2 separate regions of the Homo sapiens genome follow, and region 2 is linked to region 1. Evidence: chromatin loops called from intact Hi-C (ENCODE). Cell type or tissue: Calu3. All regions are shown on one strand. Each heading gives the region's core, and the rest is flanking DNA. Links, peaks and the distances in the headings are about the cores only. Region 1 overlaps GPR176 (G protein-coupled receptor 176). Region 2 overlaps GPR176 (G protein-coupled receptor 176).

Region 1 (2,920 bases), core at 421-2,920:
CACTTATGCACTTCTTTCTCTTTTTCCCTCCTCCCAGAAAGAAATCTAGAACATATCTTACCATGCTCCCTCCTTCCCTGATTGTCCATGGTCGCTATTGTGTTTGCATCCCATCTCTTTCAGCCTGGAATGTTCCCCTTCAGCTGGTCCCCCTGCCAGACTCCACTGCAGTGTCTCCCTCTCTTGCTATTTTCCCAGGTGGCTTTAGGCGCTACCTGTACCTCCTTTGTGCCTGCCTCTAGTAGAGCTGTCATCTCCTTGTTCGTAATTATTAGTGTGTGTATCTTTGTCCCCGTTGGGTTTAGAGACATTCCTGTGTCTTTTCATTCTTATAACCCAGTGCCAGGCACAGGACCTGGTGCATAGGTGGTGCTCAGAAGTACCTGTTACAGGAGGCTGGGCACGGTGGCTCACGTCTGTAATCCAACCACTTTGGGAGGCCGAGGCGGGTGGATCAGCTGAGGTTAGGAGTTCGAGACCAGCCTGGGCCAACATGGCGAAACTCCGTCTCTACTAAAAATACAAAAATTAGCCAGGCGTGGTAGTGCATGCCTGTAATCCCAGCTGCTCGAGAGACTGAGGCAGGAGAATGGCTTGAACCCAGAAGGCGAAGGTTGCAGTGAGCCTAGATCATGCCACTATACTCCAGCCTGGGCGACAGAGTGAGACTCTATCTCAAAAAAAAAAAAAAAAAAAAAAAAAAGAAGTACTTGTTATCTGAAAGCTTATGTGCTTACTTGCCCTATGAGTGAATGGGTGTCACTAAGGTTGTAAGGTCAACCCCAGCATTAACTGACTGCACAGATATGGCCAAGCAAATGTGAAGAAACTGACCATATCTCTGAGAGCTAGTGGCAGCCCTTTTACTACAGATGTGGTTCTAGGGTGCAAAGAGTTATTCAGTTCCCTCAAATCACTGGTGATATTGAAACGGCATGCTTTTGGAATTCTGTTTAGGTGCTTACAGAATGATCAAGTTAAATATTGGAAGGAAAAACAATGTCTCATCTGATTTTAACAAAAATCTAATTGTGCAGGCATTTTAGACCTATTAATTGCCCTTAGGGTTACTGAGTGATTATCATGGGAGCAATGACTGTTGAGCAGGCATAACTTTTGTCAGCTGAATTGATTTTTGTGGAAGGACCTTGTCGGAGTCCATTCTTCATACTGGTTCTTCTGCCCTGAACAACTTTAATTGTTAATGATATCTGGACTGTGGCATAAGTCTGCTTTAGATATGTGTGTAGACAAACTTATTTCTGTTGGTAGCTTTGAAAATTGCCCTAAAGCTTCTTTAGCCCATATAAAATTGTTTACCAATTACCCTTTACCCTCAAATTGAAAAGTAGATATCTTTATAGCAGATGGAGAAATCTTTTATATGGAGGGTACTGTTTGCGATTTCATCCTGGTAGCAATAATTATAAAGCTAGCTATGAATTGAAATTATTTACTTGTTTTCCTGTAAAGCCTCATGAGGACAGGTTTGCTGCTCCTTTGGAAAGGTTTTTATTTTTTGGTCTAGTGACGCTTCTTATTGTACTTGCAAAGTCCTCAAAACTTAGGTCTGGCTTCCTGGATTCCCCCAGTGCTTTTCTGTCTTAGGCCGAATAGAAGAACTTGACCTTTCTTCCCTCTCATCTACTTTTGGTGATTTAGGTTCCCCTAATTTAAAAAGTATCTTCTGTGGAATTAATTTTGTTTGTGTATCTTGCAGGTACTACTCAGTCCTCTATCCACTGGAGAGGAAAATATCTGATGCCAAGTCCCGTGAACTGGTGATGTACATCTGGGCCCATGCAGTGGTGGCCAGTGTCCCTGTGTTTGCAGTAACCAATGTGGCTGACATCTATGCCACGTCCACCTGCACGGAAGTCTGGAGCAACTCCTTGGGCCACCTGGTGTACGTTCTGGTGTATAACATCACCACGGTCATTGTGCCTGTGGTGGTGGTGTTCCTCTTCTTGATACTGATCCGACGGGCCCTGAGTGCCAGCCAGAAGAAGAAGGTCATCATAGCAGCGCTCCGGACCCCACAGAACACCATCTCTATTCCCTATGCCTCCCAGCGGGAGGCCGAGCTGCACGCCACCCTGCTCTCCATGGTGATGGTCTTCATCTTGTGTAGCGTGCCCTATGCCACCCTGGTCGTCTACCAGACTGTGCTCAATGTCCCTGACACTTCCGTCTTCTTGCTGCTCACTGCTGTTTGGCTGCCCAAAGTCTCCCTGCTGGCAAACCCTGTTCTCTTTCTTACTGTGAACAAATCTGTCCGCAAGTGCTTGATAGGGACCCTGGTGCAACTACACCACCGGTACAGTCGCCGTAATGTGGTCAGTACAGGGAGTGGCATGGCTGAGGCCAGCCTGGAACCCAGCATACGCTCGGGTAGCCAGCTCCTGGAGATGTTCCACATTGGGCAGCAGCAGATCTTTAAGCCCACAGAGGATGAGGAAGAGAGTGAGGCCAAGTACATTGGCTCAGCTGACTTCCAGGCCAAGGAGATATTTAGCACCTGCCTGGAGGGAGAGCAGGGGCCACAGTTTGCGCCCTCTGCCCCACCCCTGAGCACAGTGGACTCTGTATCCCAGGTGGCACCGGCAGCCCCTGTGGAACCTGAAACATTCCCTGATAAGTATTCCCTGCAGTTTGGCTTTGGGCCTTTTGAGTTGCCTCCTCAGTGGCTCTCAGAGACCCGAAACAGCAAGAAGCGGCTGCTTCCCCCCTTGGGCAACACCCCAGAAGAGCTGATCCAGACAAAGGTGCCCAAGGTAGGCAGGGTGGAGCGGAAGATGAGCAGAAACAATAAAGTGAGCATTTTTCCAAAGGTGGATTCCTAGCAAGGATTGTAAATTCTTGGAAGCAACGGGGAGCTTCCATATTCCCACCAGAGTGTGGGAATGCTGTGGCCATGTGA
Region 2 (2,920 bases), core at 123-2,622, 73 kb before region 1:
TTGAAGGAACAGAAGATAATGTAGATCACCTATTCTCTTTCATTCTCTCTCTCTCTCTGTCTCTGTCTCTGTCTCTCTTTCTCTCTCTCCCTCCCTCCCTCTCTCCCTCTCTCTCTCTCTCTTTTTGTAACAGGGTCTGGCTCTGGAGTACAGTGGTGGGATCTCAGCTCACTGCAACCTCAACCTCCTGGGCTCCAACCATCCTCCCACCTCCCAAGTGGCTGGGACTACACACCCAGCTAATTTTTGTATTTTTTTTTTATAGAGAGGGGGTTTTGCCATGTTCTCACTGTGAAAATTTACTACCAGAAAATAGGCTAAGAAAAATAATAGCTTTCATGAGATACTGGATAGGCCATTCCATAATAATAGCAATAGAAATTAAATTATAAACATTAACATAAACATCAACATCATTAACATTATATCCCTCACTGAAACAACTGGTAGAACACCACTTTGAGAATTGCAGCTCATACTGATCTTGTATGCAAGAAGATGAGAGAGAAGGTGTGTTTAAATCCAATTTTATTAGGCCTTAGTTCGCTGTGCACAAGAGGGTAGTAGCAATGGATTTAAGTTCAAAGGAAAAAGAGGTTCCTGAAATTCTCCCTGAAGTGTAGCATCTGCTATTTATTTCACATGTTTACTATCAATTTTGAATATATGTTAGTAGGACCATGAAAGAAGTTATATGTTTATGCAGCTGAAGCATTTATTTTTATTCTTCTGCTCAATTCTCTTCTTCTTCTTCTTTTTTTAAAAATATGTATTTCTTGAGTCAGGGTCTCACTCTGTCACCCAGGCTGGATCACCCAGGCTGGAGTGCAGTGGCAGGATCGTGGCTCACTGCAGTCTCAAACTCCTGGACTCTAGTGATCCTCCCACCTCAGCCTCCTGTATAGCTGGGACTACAGGTGTGTACCACCACACCCAGGTTAAATACATATATATATTTAAATTAAATATATACATATATGTAAATTAAATATATACATATATTTAAACTCATATATATATATGAGTTAAACATTGGGAGGAATAAAAATAGATTACAAAATATTGCAAAAAAGTACACACCAAATAAGTCAGATGATGACAGGTGGTGGTTTGTGTATGTGGAAGAAACTTCTTTGAGTTAAGCAAGATGATAAAGGGAGTATTTTAAATTTTTATCATACTTAATGATTTTAAAAACATTTTCACATATGTTATTCACTTTTCTCAACATACCCATTAGGTAAGGAGGCTCGGCACTAAAACCCCATTTCCTACATGAAGAAATTGCAAGTCAGGATTTGACCAAGCTCATGGAACTGAGTGGCAGATTGGATAAGAATCTGTTTGCTGACTCTTGATCCAGTGGGCTTCCTAATACTGCCGATTGTCTATGAATAGATAGCATTGAAAAGCTCAATATTTACAAATGAGTCAATTTTGCTTGTATGTGAGAACATATGCAGTTCTCCAGGAATGCTTTAAAGTGTCAGCTCCAAGAGTGATATGAAAATATTTGTCCATCTAGCATGGATTCTGCAAAGACAAGTATTTATCTGAAAACACCTTACCAAACAAATTATTTCTTTGTAGTCAAAGAAACAATAGAAATTCCAATTTGTATTGTCATGATAATCTAAGACATTTTTAGAAACGGTTGGTTTTTGCTTTTATCAGGCTCAAAAAGCGAGATAGTGGCTCCCATATTTAGGAATTTTGAAACTATTAATTTTGACAGGTAGAAACAAAGCCATTATTCCAAACAAAAGTGAGTGAACTCTGCCTGGCACCAACAGATGGCAGTATTGGTTGTGTACTGGGCTCCATGTTCTGTTGTTAGTCTATGGTAGACTCACGTTTGCTGGAATTGCAGTTAATTTTTTGTTTGTTTGTTTTTGTTTTTGAGATGGAGTTTCGCTCTTGTTGCCCAGGCTGGAGTGCAATGGCGCGATCTTGGCTCACCACAAACCACGCCTCCCAGGTTCAAGTGATCTCATGCCTCAGCCTCCCAAGTAGCTGGGATTACAGGCGTGCGCCATCATGCCCAGCTAATTTTGTATTTTTAGTAGAGACAGGGTTTCTTCATGTTGGTCAGGCTGGTCTTGAACTCCCGACCTCAGGTGATCCACCTGCCTTGGCCCCCCAAAGTGCTGGGATTACACACATGAGCCACCGCACCCAGCTGGAATTGCAGTTAATTTTTAAGCATTTTTGTGACATTATTAACCTCATGTAAGGTGTATGGAAAGCAATGATAATAAGAAACATTCTATTACTCCAAGTCTTATTGACTTTTAAGAAAGTAAAGATGATAAAAGGTGAAGCAACAATGATGACTTCCCTAAGTATGCAAGAGAAGAATCACTTGACACCAGATTGTTTCTGAATGACAAACTGCAGACCATGTAACACATGTAAACTACTGTTTCAATGCAGCTAACAATACATAGCAAGATGAAAGAAATGTGACTGAGGAGAAGGAAGAACTTTGGAATTTGTTATTGCATAAAGCTCTGTCAATATAAAAAAAAGATGCCAATTAGGCTAATATTTGGAGAAGATGAGAAGGTTTGGTCTGGTGAAAATGGATGGTATCACAGGCTTTATGACTGTTCCCATCAGCAGATCATCCATGTGAGATGTCATTGGTAAGCATCTGACATAACCCCTGAGGGGTTGTCAACTCTTGGGGAGTTACTATTGAGGGGAGTTACTTACCACACTACAGGTCAATTTTGGAAAAAGATGCCCAAATCTAAGGAAGATCAATGAAAAGAAGAGGAGGATGACTGGTGTTGAAACTCTGAAGTGTCACCCACCTGTTTGGTGGAAACTCATATAGAGACTGCAGACTTACGTAAGTCACTTGAGACTTACAGACATCTTCTCAATACCTAACCTTCGTGCAATACATTTTGAGTTC

What was found. Peaks named below come from ENCODE experiments on the same cell type or tissue, not always from the same donor. Only the 100,000 strongest peaks of a DNase experiment are listed, where the experiment ranks them.
Region 2: a loop joins it to region 1, with 13 times the contacts of the local background. A loop is called at or near these places in 34 of 110 quality-filtered maps.

What each region holds. Positions count from the first base shown.
Region 1 is chr15:39,801,055-39,803,974 of GRCh38, reverse strand. It overlaps GPR176 (G protein-coupled receptor 176), which reads left to right. Exons shown (of 3, transcript NM_007223.3): 3 at 1,721-2,920. The coding sequence ends at 2,843. Among named protein-coding and RNA genes, the nearest start is that of FSIP1, 20 kb to the right of the region's middle. In Calu3, for the core only: no CTCF peak of the experiment used is centred there; a DNase peak (open chromatin) is centred at 1,874.
Region 2 is chr15:39,874,023-39,876,942 of GRCh38, reverse strand. All of the region lies in intron 1 of GPR176 (G protein-coupled receptor 176), which reads left to right. Among named protein-coding and RNA genes, the nearest start is that of GPR176, 45 kb to the left of the region's middle. In Calu3, for the core only: no CTCF peak of the experiment used is centred there; no DNase peak of the experiment used is centred there.